Linked DNA regions of Homo sapiens: region 1 is linked to region 2. A link is a loop called in an ENCODE intact Hi-C map of the cell type or tissue named here. Cell type or tissue: heart left ventricle. All regions are shown on one strand. Links, peaks and the distances in the headings refer to the core of each region. The heading gives the core; the rest is flanking DNA.

The links. Peaks named below come from ENCODE experiments on the same cell type or tissue, not always from the same donor. Only the 100,000 strongest peaks of a DNase experiment are listed, where the experiment ranks them.
Region 1: a loop joins it to region 2, with 2.8 times the contacts of the local background. A loop is called at or near these places in 8 of 110 quality-filtered maps.

Annotation. Positions count from the first base shown.
Region 1 is chr3:115,378,352-115,386,968 of GRCh38, forward strand. No RefSeq gene overlaps it. Among named protein-coding and RNA genes, the nearest start is that of ZBTB20, 240 kb to the left of the region's middle. In heart left ventricle, for the core only: no CTCF peak of the experiment used is centred there; a DNase peak (open chromatin) is centred at 3,330; H3K27ac peaks cover 407 bases.
Region 2 is chr3:115,513,843-115,522,459 of GRCh38, forward strand. No RefSeq gene overlaps it. Among named protein-coding and RNA genes, the nearest start is that of GAP43, 110 kb to the right of the region's middle. RefSeq lists an enhancer at 4,626-5,179. In heart left ventricle, for the core only: no CTCF peak of the experiment used is centred there; a DNase peak (open chromatin) is centred at 4,779; H3K27ac peaks cover 1,951 bases.

The DNA of each region.
Region 1 (8,617 bases), core at 145-8,144, 140 kb before region 2:
GTGGAACTCTGAGTTCAGTACATCTCTTTCTTTTGTGAATTGCCCAGTCTTGTATATGTCTTTATCAGCAGTGTGAAAATGGACTAATACAGTAATAAATGTGAGTGACCAATAAGATCCTAAAGAAAGAAGATAATTTTGAAAGAGTTAAAAAAATTAGAGAGCTTAGTTCCTAGTAGCTATCAAAAGATTATGTATCCAAAATAATAAAAGAGTTTGGTATCAGTGAAGAATACCAAGATAGATCAGTAGAAGACAATATAAAGTCCGGAAATGGAGTCAAATAGATGTATGTGTTTTTAGTCTTTTATAAAAGGGAAATTCAAAATTAGTGGGAAGTGATAGCATATTCAAAAGTGATGAGGACAATTTGATCAGGGAAAAAAAATTGACATCCTACACTTATTACGTATATCAAAATAAATTTGCAGATGAAACCCAATTATTGGAGGAAAAAAGGAACTATAGTTGTGAATAAGATAAGGGCTTACTTAGAAAATACTATGAGTATCTGGGTGATAGGATCATTTGTACCACAAACCTCATCATTATGCAATATAACCAGGTAACAAACTTTCACATGTACCCCACCACCAAGCTAAAATAATAGTTGAAATAAAAAAAAAAATCCTTAGAGCTGAGAACTTCATAATCATGACACAAAACCCAGAAGCTTTATTGGGAAAGATGGATAAATTTGACTACATGCAAATTAAAACTATTAAATAGGAAAATGCTATTAAATTATTTTAAATCAAAACCACAAATAGAGGCACATACTTACAAAATGTGTGAAAGAGAGTTCATTTCCTTCAGCAAATCAATAAAAAAAGACCAAATGCCTGGTAGTAAAATGGTGAAGAATACCAACAGGAAGTTTGTAGATAAATACAAGTGGTGAGTAAAGATATAAAATTATTCTGAACCTACTTGTAATTAGGCAATTACAATATAAAATTTTTAATGAAGTGCCAATTTTCTTTGATCAGATTGTCATAGATTAAAAATTAGGTATTGAGCATATTGGATCAAGAAAAACAAGCACTCGCTCTTGCATGAAGATACATTTTTTTTAAAACTTATTTTAAATTTAGTGGCACAAGTGCAGGTTTGTTACATAGGTAAACTTATGTCATGGGGGTTTGTTGTGCAGATTATTTCATCACCCAGGTATTAAGCCTAGTACCCATTAGTTATTTTTTCCTGATCTTCTCCTTTCTCCCACCCTCTAACCTCCACTAGGCCCCAATTTGTGTTGTTCTCTCTATGTGTCCATGTGTTCTCATCATTTTGCTCCCACTTATAAGTGAGAACATGTGGTATTTGGTTGCCTGTTCCTGTGTTTGTTGGCTAAGGAAAAATGGCCTCCAGCTACATCCATGTCCCTGCAAAGAATATTATCTCATTCTTTTTTATGGTTGTATAGTATTCCATGGTGTCTATGTGCCACATTTTCTTTATCCAGTCTATCATTGATGGGCATTTATGTTGATTCCATGTCTTTGCTATTGTGAATAGTGCTGCAATGAACATATGCATGCAAAAGAATACTTATACTTTGTTGGTGGAAGTGTAAATTAGTTTAGCCAATGTGGAAGATAGTGTGGTGATTTCTCAAAGACCTAAGGACAGAAATACCATTCAACCAAGCAATCCCATTACTGGGTATATACCCAAAGGAATATAAATCATTCTATTATAAAGTTCTATGTTTAAAGTTCTGCTAGGCAGTGTCCCAGAGGGGACTCTGTATGGAGGCTCCAACCTACACTATCCCCTCACACTACCCTAGTAAATATTCTCTCTGAGGGCTCTGCCATACCAGCAGCTTCTGTCTGGGCACTCAAGCTTTCTCACACATCTTCTGAAATCTACGTGGAAGCTGTGAAGCTTCTTTCACTGTTGCACTCTGCATGCCCACAGGTTTAATACCATATCAAAGCAGCCAAGGCTTATGACTTGCACCCTCTGAAGCAGCAGCCCAAGCTATATCTGTGGCCCTTGAACTGAGGATGGAGCTGGAGCAGCCTGAATGCAGGGAGCAATATCCTGAGGCTGCACAGGGAAGTGGGGTGGGGGGGACCTGAACCCTGGAAACATTCTTTTCCTCTAGACCTCAGGGCCTGTGATAGGAGGTGCTGCTTCTTAGATTATTTGTACCCTAAACCTCAGCAACATGCTATTTATCCATGTAAAAAACCTGCACATATACCCCCCTGAACCTAAAATAAAAGTTAAGAAAAACAAAAAGAAAATAAAAGTAAGTATTTAGAAGAAAACATAAGAAAATGGTTAAGTATTTCCTTGAATCGTAGAGTTCAGAGGTAGATATTACCTTTTTTATATGCTACCAAATTATAAAAATGTTTTAGCAAGTGCATGTATTGCCTTTATATCTACTATCAAAAGTAGTTGATGGCTTTAGAAATAGTTTCCATGCATTAATGAGGCCCTCCTAGTCAGAGGTCATGTCTACTCTTCACCTGTTCAGAGGCCTTCCCTCATTCTCCTTCCTTGGTTCCCCTGCTTAAAGTGCTTTCCTCTGCCTTATCTTAATCATTGTGTATCAGATTACTCTGTTTTATTTTACACAGAACAATTATCACTATCTAGGATTCTTATTTATTTGCTTGCATATTAATTTCCTGCCTTCCTACAATATGTAATCAACTCCAAGAGGGAAGGATTTTGTATGCGCCTTGTTTAGTGCTGTATCCCCAGCTGCCAGTAGGGTGCCTGGTACATAGTGAGTGCTCAAAAATATTTGTTGAATAACTGAGTGAATTGCAAACAATATTAAAAAGAACCAGGGCTACTTATTGACCCATTTCACTTGGGAGGCAAATTGGATTTCTCCAAGTTGGACACATGGCTTCATTCTTTATTCTTCCTTTGATACATCATGCAGTCAGTACCTGCTCTGTAGAAGAGCGGTGAGCTGTGAGGAATACCAAAATATAATAATGTCTATCCTGTTCTCATCAGCTTACAATTGGGTAGAAGAGAAACACAAGTCACTACTAGTCAGTCCGCTGCTGGATGAGGGGCCCTTGAACCAGGAGAGGTTACCCAGGGTAAGGTAGAGGGAAAGAGTAGTGGTTCTTGCCTCAGTCAGGTTGTGGGGGGTGTAGTGAAGAAGAGTTTCTGCCCCTCTGTACTGGGAGACAGAAGTTCTGGAAACCACTATCACATTGCAGCTCTGGGGATTTACCCCCATGCACAGAGGATTCTGATATGCCATCCCTCTTCTGCCAGGGTTTCTCTACCATATGGTTTCTATGGTTCCCCCGAATCTCTGCCGCATGGGAGGGACCTCTGTCATGCATGCCAGCTGGCTCGTGGGCCCTGTTTTCTCACCTTATTTCTGCCAACGCTGTTTCAGAGAGCTGGGCCCGGTTCCCACTTTATCCAACCTTATCTCAGAGAGCATTCTCTGAACACAATCATCCTTACATGGGAAAAGAAACATAATCAGAATACAGCATCTTTCCAACAATCACTGGATCCTCTGCCTGGAAATTTCCACTTTAAAGACTCACTTCTTTGGTTAATACATTACCCCCTTTTGGATTTCAAATGCTACTTGGAATTTTAAAAGGCACATTATAATATTAAAACAATAAAGAGGGAGAAAACAAAAATATTTAATGCCTCAGTGTGAAAATATGAATCAGGCATTTGGCTTTTGGATTATAGGCTATCAGGAAATGACAGAGCCCTCAGAAATATATGTGTGTGTGTGTATTTAAGCTTTTATCCATTTCTGTTGTTTTTGCACAGTGAGAATACTGATCCCTCTGAAAGTACAGTGGCGTGGCTAAGATAATAAGCAAGTTTCCTGAATCCTTGCCTCTTTGGAATTTGAGGGATAGATCCTGTTGAGTGTTAACATGGAGATTCTTGGGCAGACAGTTGACAGGCCAAGACACTGAGCATCTAGGTTGGTACTCAAAAAAGAAAAATGGTTTTTTGCTTGTATAGGAATTAAGGGCTCAGATTCTGGTTAGAGCAACATAGATTTGACTGTTGATTTGCTATGTGAATTGGGTACATAACAACATCTTTAAGTTGCAGTTAATTTACTTATGACAGACAGATGGTAAAAGTACCTGATTCATGGTGTTGTTGTAAAGATTAAATGAGCTAAAGTAGGTAAAGCACGTTGCAAAGTCCTTGCTTTTACTAGGTACTTGATAAACACTGGCTACTGCAAATGAGGAGGTTGTTAAAGGCAAGGTTTACCTACTTCATATTGCTGTGAAGGGCCCTCCTGATGTCAAGATGCTGATCCAGCCGGCTGTCCTCTCATCCCTACTGTTTCTCTGCATCTTAATGTTCACAGTTTCGAAGTGAACTAGATGATTTATTCTGCCTACCGTCGTATCAAGAATATCTCGTGTGGTATTATAAAGGAATTAATTTTAGATGGGGCAATGTGTCCCGGGGTATCTTCAAATCACAATATCTTTGGAGTATATGAAAGAGTTAGGGAATATGGTAGAAGCAATGGAAATGTTAGGATTTTATGATTCTTAAAGTTACCTCTTCCTGCCTATTTTCCCAAGATGGCATGTGTTTCCACTGGTGAAAATGTAGCAACAATTGGACTACTATGAACATTTGGAAGACAGTTGTGTTCCTGGGAAACTCTACCCTGATATTTGGAACATAGAGAAGGAACCACGTGGGTCTAATATGCCATGTAATTCTTTGATTCATCTCAAAGATCTTAGACAGATAAAGAGTTTTTCCACCAGACTTACCCCAGCAGAGGACATGGGCTCAAAACTTATGATCAAAAAAACAAACTTTTTATTAAAAAACAAAAATCCATGCTCTCAGAGGAAAAGCAGCCTCAGATGCTCAGGTTAAAAGAATTGATCATGGATAATAACTTACTCTTGTGGCTTTCCCAGTTACTTATTCCACTTATAACAAGCTCCTCTGAAGGTCCATGGAATTATCTGAGTTTTAAAATGGAGATTCCCTAGCTCCATCTACATGGTTGGGAGTGGGGCCTTAAAATAATAATTTTTAATGAGCACCTTTATCTGATTCAAGCTCATTTGAAACACACTTAGAAATATATTAATTGAAATATTGGCACAAAAATCCCTGTGTCAGTTACAAAGCTAACACAATCGACCTCCTATTCATATTCTTAACTCCTTTTTTTTTGCATGAACCACTCATTTTACCTAGAGATGATATATGATTTTGTTGTCTAAGAAGTTGAATAAAATACAACTAGAGGATTCAGAAAGCAGTTTCTATTATCAAAATATCTTACTGATTTAAAAAGCAAGGTGCAAATAGTATGGTATAATTTTTGTAAGAAAGAAGAAGAAATAAGAATACACACATACATATACACAAACACAATATGGATAACACAGCAACTAAAGAAATTGTTCTATTATTGAGGATGGGTAGATATAAAGTAGAAGCAATAATAAAGGGAATGATAGTTTTCCAAGTTTACCTTTCAATATAGCTTTTGTTTTAAAACTATATTAATATTTCACGTATTAAAAATTAATCTAGCAAGTATAAATTCCTAAAATTAAATACAAATAGAAACACATGCATCCAACTTCAGATCAAATTGATAATATGAACACAAAGAAGCAAAACCAGAATTAATGCAAGTAAATTTTAAATACTGTACTATAACTGCATTTCACCCTCAGTGAGATATTTTCTAAAGACAAAAAGAAACTGTTGTTGATAGTAAAATGGTTTTAAATTATTTTGTATGCATTGTAGTAAGTGAACAAATGAGCAGGTATGCTGGTGTTTTGAGGGAATGGAGCTTTTATTTTAGGAGAGTGAAGAAACGAATATGGAAAGGGAGAAGGAGAACTCTGTTGTATTGGATTAGAATTGGAGGTATGCATATGAACTCTTGACTTTATGAAAACATATTTACTTGCTTGGTACAATGAAAAAGTTTAGAAGCAATCACACGCAGTAGCAATGAATGTACCTACTATCCTGATCTTGGTTTCTAACTACCGTTTCCCAAAGGAACCAGGGACCCCTGGAAAACTATTTGATGTTAAGTCTGGGGCAATGAAGTACAAGGTGAGCCTGAGCATTGAGTTGCACCAAAAAGTAAAGCTGTGCTCAAACACTGATAGGAAAATGTCAAAAAACAAAGAAGCCAGCTTGAAGGGACTTCCACTGCTCAAATCTGAGACAACCGCAATATCAAAACAAATAATGGCAGGAATGAATCCAATGATTCATAGTAATAGATTTATTTTTATAACTGTGAGTCCATAATGATACCAGAAACAAAGGGGGTGAATGAAAAGAGGAAAGGAAAGTTCATCTCTATAGAAGCATAGCAGATTATAAATGTAGAAAGAATGTAAAATGATAATTTGCTAAGGCTGTCAATCACAGTTGTAATAATTCAAGCAAAAATCAAAGCATGCTAAAACTTTGTGTAAAATATTGGTCTTTATAATCATTTAATTAATTATTTACTAATTTCAGAGGGGACATGGTGTATTTACAATGGAGAAATCTGGCAGCATAACCTTAACTAAATGATTATACTTACTATCACCAAGTTTGACAAACTGGCGACATATGCCTCCTGATGTGATGCACTAGAAAGGACATAACATCCTGCCAAAAGTGTTTAACTTCATTCTAGTCATGAGGAAGCAATTAGATAAATCCAAATTGAGAAACAGTCTGCAAAACAAATAGGTACAATTTTTGCAAGAAAGAAGAAGAAATAATACACACATACATACACACAAACATCTGTGAAAGGAAACAATATGGAGAACACAGAAGCTAAAGAAATTGTTTAAACAACAAAAGAAACTACACTAGTCAACTAAAATTGATTCCTCAAAAACATCAATGTCTTAAAAGTTTTTTTTTAGAAAAAGGCTAGGCACAGTTCTAGATTTGAAATTACTAAAGACATGACAACTGAATGCAATGCATAATTCTTGATTGATCTTGGATTTTTAAAATTTATAATAGACATTATTGGGACAATTTGGGGAATTTGAATGTGGAATGTATATTACACGGCATGGTACAAATCAAGGTTAAAATTTCTTGAAAATTATCAGTTCTGCTGTGGATATGTAGTAGAATGGCTTTGTTCTCAGGAGATGACACCTGCCACTTAATAGTTCACCAAAATGAGAGAAAGAAAATGTGACAGAACATCAACAATTTGTGAATCTAGGTAAATAGTATCACATATTCATGGTATTACTAGGGCAACTTTTCTATATGTTTTAAATTTTTCAAAATAAAAAGTTGGGTGAAGAAAGGAGAGCACAAAAAAGTAAAGCAGTATTGGTTGCAAGCAGAACTGGTTGCCAGAATGGTGTGATAGACACCTTCACTTATCACTTACTGGGCTGGGCAAGAGCCTGCTAATAGGCACATTAATTAATTAATTAGCCTCTGCAGTTGGGCTTTCTTTCCATCCCCCAGCCCTCACCAGGATGTACTTAGGTACAATAATGGAGGAGGAAAATGGAGAGTGTTTTCTGTATTGCCATCTCAGAGGGATATTCCCGCTTCAATCACCTCTCCAGAGGGCTAATGGCTGACAAAGCCTTATTACCATCCTGGGATAAGTTCAATTTTTTTTTTTATGATAGTAATTTGTTACACCAGTTTGCCACTTGTCTGCTGCTTCCTTGTTAATCCAATAATCTATATGAGAAAAGCAATTTGATGTACCTCCTTCCCATCTGCCGCCCATCAGCCAATCTATATCTTAACTATCAGTGATTTATTAATGCCGTCTGCATTAAGCACATATCTGCTCCATTGGCGCCCTCCCTCTTGGCCTCCTGCTTAGATACACTCCCTGGATGTGTTAGAAGGCAGGCTCAGCATAGAGATTAAAAGCAACAATGGAATAGCAAGCTGAACCACAGTTCCTGCATTTGCTCCTTTCAAACAATTAACATATATGCACATCCACACACTAAGGAGATCCACTTCAGAGCCAGCCATAAGAAATGTGAGAAACTAGAATATTTTTCATTATGCTTTGTATTCAGTGCTTAACCTTGTTTCTTTAGCTGGTTGAAGTTAGCCATTGACCATTGTGCCCCATCTGAATGTTGCACTTCTCACCCCAACCTCCTGGATGTCTATTCACTTGAACAAGGGCCTGCATGAGCCCTGGATTCTGATCTCTTTCCTGCAGAGACAAAAGGGGCCGGTAGCTCTGGGCTGGATGAGCTGACGCAGTTCTGAAGAAAGGACTTTGTTATTGAAGGTGTGAGCCTGGTCTCTGCACGTGTGATTGCTGAGCTTAATTTTCCTCAAGTCATTATGGCCTACCTAGAAGAACAAAGGCTCTAGATGACACTCCCAGAGGAGGAACATAATGGAATTGGGTGGGGAGAAAATGATGGCACACAGCAGTGTTACTGTCTGTTGTGGGTTAAATATGCCATTCACTTAGATTCTGTGCTGTTTGTTGCCTATAGAAGCTTGATACAAATGGCCCAACCTAAAACCTGGTAAGAGAAGAAACATGGACATAGGATGGACATCTCAGGAACCCACCACTACTGCTATTTGCAAGTTCCATATAGTGGGAGTCCATGTTGCATAGTGGTTA
Region 2 (8,617 bases), core at 375-8,374:
GTTGCCTCTGAGGTCTAGACTTTTATAATAGATGCAGAGGAGAGAAGCGCAGGGAAAAGTTCTGCAGGGGTAGAATAGAAAAAGTTTAACCCAAATGCCTATTCCATATAAAATTCCAGTTCTGTAAAATTGTCAAGTGACAGAGCAAGCTAATTTTCCTATTTTTTCCCTCTCTGATGACGTATTGCTATTGCTGCAACTTATAGGAAACTCTGGCTTGGCTTCTATTCCATTTTTACCACTTGCCTAACCCATTTTATTTTGATATTAGAGGTTCAAGCTTTAATGGTTTCATTTAAAAATAAACCCAGAAGGTAGAATTGTGAGAAAGAACGCTTTAAAATGTATTTGGGTTTAGGCTGAGTGAGAACCATAGGCATATGAAGGGCATTGAGATTATTTTGTAGTTGAGACAGGGCTGAAATAAAGAAGGTATTTGTGCCATTTGGGGCTCATTTTCAGAGTCATGGCACATAGGAATTAAGAGATGATTGGCAGCTCCATCACAAATGTTGGAGAAATTTTTGAAATATGTAACACTTATGGTCTGAACTTAGTGCGTGTTGCTCGGTCATGAACTATCAAGTTTTCATTAGAAAATTAGGAGATATTCAGGAATACATTAAAGGACACAGAAGCCAAAGGCTAAGTCTTGGCCTTTGGATGGAAGATATCAGGCAGAAATGAAATTAAAGGAGGGCAATTATTTCTAGAAAGGACAGGAAAAAGAAGCCACATGTGCTCAAACTAGTCATAGTTTCTGTGTCATTGAGATATTAGTTACGAAGGGCTTGTTTTCAAGGCCCTACTCTCAGTTGGCTGAGGAATATAGGTATAATAAAAAACATCTTCCCAGAGTTTTGGCAATGAAGCAGAATATTAGCAATTTTTAATGAAAAAGGGCAGAAAGCCAAGAGTCAAATTATTTTATTTTTATTGTTTCATTCTTCTCACATGGTTCACTGCAGAATCTTTGGACTCCTAATTTACTTTCTTTAATGCCATTCTGCCAAGTTTCTGGATAACTGAATATAATCCTCTAGCTTCTTTACTTCAAATAAACACCCATAGACATGTGGACACCTCAGTCATCTGAACACAGTCAAATGTATTTGCATGGTACATTTTTGTAATGATAGTCAATATGGCATGGCAATTCCTAGAAATGAGTTTAGTAATTTGAGGAGTGACCACTTGACATCACTAATAGCTTAAAGAAGAGACAGAAGGGATAAAATAAACACATAAAAAAGAAATTGAGTCATAAATAGTAGAAAAGATGGAGGGGGAAAAACAAGTAGTGAAACAAGACATTAAGGGGAAAAAAAGATATAGAACAGGACGTCTTAAGCCCTTGAAGAGGTTAGGATCCTTGTATTAGTCCATTCTCACACAGCTGTAAAGAAATACCTGAGACTGGGTAATTTATAAGGAAAAGAAGTTTAATTGGTTCATGGTTCCACAGGCTGTACAGGAGGTATAGCAGCTTCTGTTTCTGGATAGGCCTCAGGAAGCTTACAATCATGACTTAAGGCAAAGGGAGAGTGAGGCACTTCACCCAACCAGAGCAGAAGGAAGCAAGAGAGGTGGGGCAGGTGCCACACATTTTTAAACAACCAGATCTCAGGAGAACTCTCTCACTATGGCAACACGTACCAAGGCAGAAATCTGCTCCCATGAGCCAATTATCTCCCACCAGGCTCTACCTCTGACATTGGGGATTACAGCTCCACATTTGTAATTTCCTAGAGACTTGTTGATAGTTGTGACCCAAATGCTGATAGTGATATGGACAATGAAGTACAGGCTGAGGAGGTCTCATATGGAAATGAGGAACTTATTGGGAACTGGAGTAGAGATCACTTTTGCTATGCTTTAGCAAAGAGCCTGGCTGCATTGTGCCCCTACTCTAGGGATCTGTGAAACTTTGCCCTTGAGAGTGATGATTTAGGGTATGTGGCAGAAGAAATTCTAAGCAGCAGAGTGTTCAAGATATGACATGGCTAATAGCCTATGCTCATATGTGTGAGCTAAGAAATGATCTAAAGTTGGAACTTAGGGTGAGATTTGGGTGGGGACACAGATCTGAATTATATCATTCTGCCCCAGGCCCCTCCCAAATCTCATGTCCTTCTCACAGTGCAAAATCCAATCATGCCTTCCCAACAGTCTCCCAAAATCTTAACTCTTTCCAGTGTTAAGTCAAAAGTCCACAGCTCAGAGTCTCATCTGAGACAAGGCTAGGCACTTCCGCCTATGAGCATGTAAAATCAAAAACAAGTTAGTTACTCCTAAGATAAAATGTGGTTGTAGGCATTGGGTGAATACTCCCACTCCAAAAGGGAGCCAGAAGAAGGGGACTACAGGCCCCATGCAAGTCTGAAACCCAGCAGGGCAGTCATTAAACTTTAAAGCTCCAAAATAATGTTCCTTGACTCCATATCCCAAATCCAGCACACACTGGTATAAGGGGTGGGCTCCCAAGGCCTTGGACAGCTCCACCCCTGTGGCTTTACAGGGATCAGCCCCTGCAGTTGCTCTCATGGGCTGTTGTTGAGTGCGTGCAGCTTTTCTAAGCTCAGGGTGCAAGCTGCTGGTGGATTTACCATTCTGGGTCTGGGGTCTTACAGTTCCAGTAGTGGGGACTCTGTGTGGGGGCTCCAACTCCCACATTTTCCCTCTGTATTGACCTAGCAGAGGTTCTCTGTGAGGACTCTGCCACTGCAGCAGGTTTCTGCCTGGACATCCAGACTTTTCCATACATCCTCTGAAATATAGGTGGAGGCTCCAAAGCCTCAACTCTTGCATTCTGAGCACCTGCAGGCTTAACACCACGTGGAAGCCACCAAGGCTTATGGCTTGCACCCTCTGAAGCAGCAGCTTGAGCTATACCTGGGCCCCTTTTAGCCATGGCTGGAGCTGGAGTGGCTAGGATTCAGGGAGCAGTATCCTGAGGCTTTCTAGGCCAACAGGGCCCTGGGCCTGGCCTATGAAACCATTCTTCCTTCCCAGGCCTCTGAGCATGTTATAGGAGGGGCTGCTGTGAAGGTCTCCGAAATGTCTTTGTGGCCTTTTTCCCATAGTCTTAGCTATTAGTTCTTGGTTCCATTTTACTTATGCAAATTTCTGCAACTTGCTGGAAATTCCTCCCCTGAAAATGGGCTTTTCTTTTCTACCACATGGCTAGGCTCCAAATTTTCTGAACTTTTATGCTCTGCTTCCCTTTTAATGTAAGTTTCAACTTTAGGTCACTTATTAGCTCACACATATAAGCATCGGTTGTTAGCCAGGTCACATCTCGAACACTTTGCTGCTTAGAAATTTCTTCTGCCACATACCCTAAATCATCACTCTCAAGTGCAAAGTTCCACAGATCCCTAGGGCAAGGGGAAAATGCAACCAGGCTATTTGCTAAAGCACATCAAAAGTGATCTTTACTCCAGTTCCCAATAAGTTTCTCATTTCCATCTGAGACCTCCTTAGCCTGGACTTCATTATCCATATCACTATCAGCATATGGATATGCTGCTATAAAGAAATACTTAAGACTGGGTGATTTATAAAGAGAAGAGGTTTAATTGGCTCAGAGTTCCACAGGCTGTACGGGAAGCATAGCAGCTTCTGCTTCTGAGGAGGCCTCAGGAAGCTTACAATCATGGTGGAAGGCAAAGGGGGAGTGAGCCTATTAATATGGCTGGAGAAGGAGGAAGACAGCAAGGTCGGGGGGAGGTGCTACACACTTTCAAACAACCAGATCTCACGAGAACACACTCACTATCACAACACAGTACCAAGGGGGAAATCCCCTCCCATGATCCAGTCACTTCCCACAAGGCCCCACCTGCAACACTGAGAACTGTAATTTGACATGAGATTTGGGTGCAGACCCAGTTCCAAACCATATTGATCCTCTGGTTTACTCTCATTTTAATTTGAAATGGAAACCTTTTCATTTCACAGATGAGAAAGCAAGAGCCAGGAGGAAATGAGTGACTTTTCTAATATCACAGTCATTTAGAGACTGTGATAAAGGCAAGGTTGGAGCCCAGGTTTCCTTACTGCTAGTCCAGTGATAGTTCTGTTACATCATTTCTTATACCTATAAAGGCTGACTGAACCCAAAGTTCCTTTGAAATGTAAATACTATTCCATTTGTACTTTAACGTCTAACAGAATTGTATTTTTACATTTATATTGTTTATTAGCAGCACGCAAAGTGTTTTATCTAATTTAACCCTTGTATGAATCTGCAATAAGTAAATATCAGCTAAAAAATGGCCTGCCTGGGACTTATCTACTTTTTATATATGATATATTTTTTCTACAAATACCCGTTTCTTATTTGTGAATACTAGGTGAATTAAAAATAAAATAAATAGACCATGCTGTTTCTACTCTTCTCCACCATACTGTCAACTAGGAACTCGTTGTGCTTTAAGAAAATAGAACAGAAGTGGGAGGAATGGGCAGCCTGACAATTAAAGCAAGCAAGAAAGAAAAAATGGTGTGGACAGCTTTTGCAAGTTTGTGCCGTAGATGATAGTGGTTAAATTTGCTTGTTATTCTAGACATCTGTAATAGAGGAGGTATTACCTCCAGTTGTTTCTGCAGTGGTGACCCTTGTTAGTTTGAGAAAGTTCTTTTTGAGGCTGATGAATTCAGTTCCCAGAAAAAGACACAGGACTCATGTTGGGGAATAGGAGCACCTCCTCCCTACCATGAACTGCACTCTCAGAGGCCCAGCCATCCCTGGCAGGATGGTTTCAATCACTCCTGCCATCCAGTCATCGCTGACACTTCTTGGCAGGCAGCCTGCCTCTAATGGAATGTGTCCTGCAGCTGGGAATTAGGTCATCAGTAATTTACTTAATAGCATTTTATGAGCTGGGCTCTGACAAAAGAGAGTGATCTGGCCTTAACAGCAGGAGCTTTCCTTGATGTGAGGGGAAGGAGGGAAGAGAGTATAGCATTGTGAATAATCAGACACTACATTTCCTGAAAGTAATGGGTGAGGGTAAGAAAATCTGGGTGTTTCTTCAGACTTCCTATGTGATCAGGTAAGATACATACCTTGGGCAAGGTACTTCTTGTTTCTGGACTTTAGTTCCTCTAAAGTCTTATACAACTCTAATATCATATACTTCTGACTCTAAAGAACTCTTTATGAAAATTGGAAGATACAGAATTTGACAGGTCATCACCCCCTCTTCCCTGATGGTGCTCTATGGAAGGAGAGATAGGTAATCCCACTCTTCTGCCATTAGTGTGCTTTGAAATGAAAAGCACTGTGTTGTAGAGTTTGCTAATTTTCCTGGTGTAAGTATTCTCAACATGGCTGATTTCAAGCTGCCAATGCTTTAACAATTAGCAAAACTTTTGAAAACTGAACAATTAGCTTCTATGGGCTGGTATGAGTTGCTCCAGTACATCACTAGTTCTCTCCCATCTAGATAAAGCTGCATCAATGAATAGTCTCCCGTATGTAGACACATAACTGGATTGTTCACACACTAAGATATGTGCCATATATATCTTTGTTTTGGTTTTGGATGAAAAGATATTCACAACTTCTCTTTGATTCTATTCCAGTTGCTATTCTTAATTTATGTGAAGCCCTCTCAGAAAACATGTGAATTCTTATTAGGAAACTGTCCAGTTTATATAGCTCTTCATCTGAATTCCCATTTCTTCCACCACTGCTCTGATGCTCCCAGGGATGTTCAGGGAGCCATTTGACCCTTCATATTTTCTTCTGACCCCTAGGACCCCATGTTCTTTCTGTTGGAAAACCCAATATACATCTCATGAATGTTCAGAAGGTTTGCTGTTGCTATACAGGGTTTAAAATTTGAAAAAGAATCACTGGAATCCTTCCTCCTTTTCACTGGGTGTGAAAGAAACCCTTTTGGGTTCTGAAATTTTAATGTGCAAAATCTTCCAATTTCAAGAAAATTAGGGCTGGGTGCAGTGGCTCAGCCTGTAATCCCAACACTTTGGGAGGCCAAGGCGGGTGGATCACCTAAGATTAGGAGTTCCAGACCATCATGGCCAACAGGGTGAAACACCCATGTCTACTAAAAAAACTAAAAAAAAAAAAATTAGCCAGGAGTGGTGGTGGGTACCTGTAATCTCAGCTACTCGTGAGGCCGAGGCAGGAGAATCACTTCAACCGAGGAGGCGGAGGTTACAGTCAGCTGATATCATGCTACTGCACTCCAGCCTGGGTGACAGAGCAGGACTCCATCTAAAAAAATAATAAATACAATTTTTAAAAAAGAAAATTGGGATGAATAGAGGTAAAATCACTACCCAGAATGGTGGTGGATACAATTATGAGTCAGTTCTATTTTATCCCTTCAATTGAATACTATGTATAGAAAATATTCAATTAGCAACTATCTACTGAGCATTTACTTCATGAACTTAGCCCTGCAAACTATTGTGAAATATAAGAGAAAGCATATGCTGTAATACTAGGCTTCAAATTTATCATTTTGTTGGGAAGATAAGATTAACATATACAAATTAATGAAAATCAGTTAAAAACATGTTATAATCAAGTGCTTAATGATGTGGCACAAATTCTAAATGAAGCAGGAGTTTAAAGAAAAGTAAAATTTCTTGAAGCAAATGTTGCCCAAGGAAACTTAATGACAGAAATGAAGCGTAAGCTGCCCATGATGTGAGGATTGTGTTTACATAGTCAGATGAAGGTACCCGACTAGCCAGGCTGGGGGGATTGCATGTCAAACACTGGTGGCAAGAAATAGGGAGGAGGTAGAAACAGTAAGTAGTGGAAGGTGAAGAAAAAATACAACCTCTGGCCTAAAACTGGGTTTTAGTACATTTGTGTGAGAGATAATGTGGAGGAGAGGTGAGAGGCCATATACAAATAAACAATGGCCAGATCACATATGACAATAGAACCCTGATCTACAACCTCTGCAGCAACCAGTGTGCAGGAAGCCAAACCACAACCTCTGCAGCAAACAACCCAGAACAGGCAGGAAGCAGTGAATGACCACCAGCTTCCCTAATTTTTGCCTCCCTTGCCCTCCCCACAACCAACTCCCACCACTTCCAACTCAGGACCAAGAAGAGAAAGCCAAATATGCTCCCCAAACCAATCACATAGAACATCCCACTTCTAGTTAGGCTGCATCCAGCTTCCCATGCCAATAGGCTCAAATCAGAGCATACTTGTAACCTTCCCTTTTTCTCATTATAAAGTTTTCTTACTCCTCTGCCTGCCATTGAGTCTCTGCCAAACACCAGTGATGGTGGCTGAATCTCTTGTTATGTAGCAAGCTCTGAATGAAGGGCCTCTGCTTGTTCTCATTTGGGTGGTCTGGGTGGTCTTCATTTATTTCCACAGTGGGAAAGGCACATACCCATGACAGTCTGTTTCTCTTTTGCTATTACACAACTATACACACACACACACACACACACACACACACACACACACACACACACACAGAGTTCTCTTTCTCTCTACCACTGTTCCTCCTTCCTTCCCACTATCTACTTTTCTATAGGCTTTCTTACCAATCTCCCAAGAATGCTCTTAAAAAAGACAGGTGTTGAGGAAGCTATTACTTCCATTTCAAAGATGAATAGAATACAGTATTTAAGGTAGTCTATGCTGAGGACATTTATATATTTTATTTGAATCTAAAGTGGCAGCTAAGCCAGGTGCGGTGGCTCACACCTGTAACTCCAGCATTTTGGGAGGCTGAGGCGGGTGGATCAGTTGAGCTCGGGAGTTCGACACTAGCCTGGGCAATGTGGTGAAACCCTGTCTCTACTAAAAATACAAAAATTAGCCAGGTATGATGGCACATGCTTACAATCCCAGCTACTTGGGAGGCTGAGGCAGAAGGATGGCTTGAACCCAGGAAGGGGAGGATGCATTGAGCCGAGATCATGCCACTGCACTCCAGCCTGGGCAACAGAGTGAGACTCTGTCTTGAAAAAATAAAAAATAAAAAAATAAAATAAAATGGCAGCTGAATGACTCAATTCTAACCTGACTTTGACTCTGGTTATCCTTTTTCTCTGCAAAAAGTCTTTTATTGTTGTTTTAAAAATAATGGTCCCATATTTTAAAAGGTTTGATCTAACATTAGTTAAATAACAATTAATGTTTTTCTAGTATATTTTAAGACATCTAAAATGGTTGTTCGGATTCTCTGATCGATGTAAGATAACCAGCATTGTTGCCATGCTAGACAATATATTTCCTGTCGAATCAAAGAACACAAGTATTTCAAATAGTGAGTGCTACACAATCTCCTATAGATAGATATATGGATTTTATTAGTGCATTTTGAGATTTTGAAAATAGCTCATCAGCCCTCATCTCCATTCGACTTTTGAGAATTTATTATGGTGATCAGAATCCCAAATTGGAAACAACCCCTTAAATGATATTACCATTACAATAATTTTGTTATGATTTTACCAGTTCCTGAAAGGCCAGCCCTTTACTCCATGCTCCAAAACCCTAAAATAAAATAGTTTTTAGGTTTTACAGGTAGATTGTTTTTGAATATTTAAAGAAGTTGGTTCCCTACCTAATTTATATCAATAGACTGGAAGTTGACCAGCAGTTAGC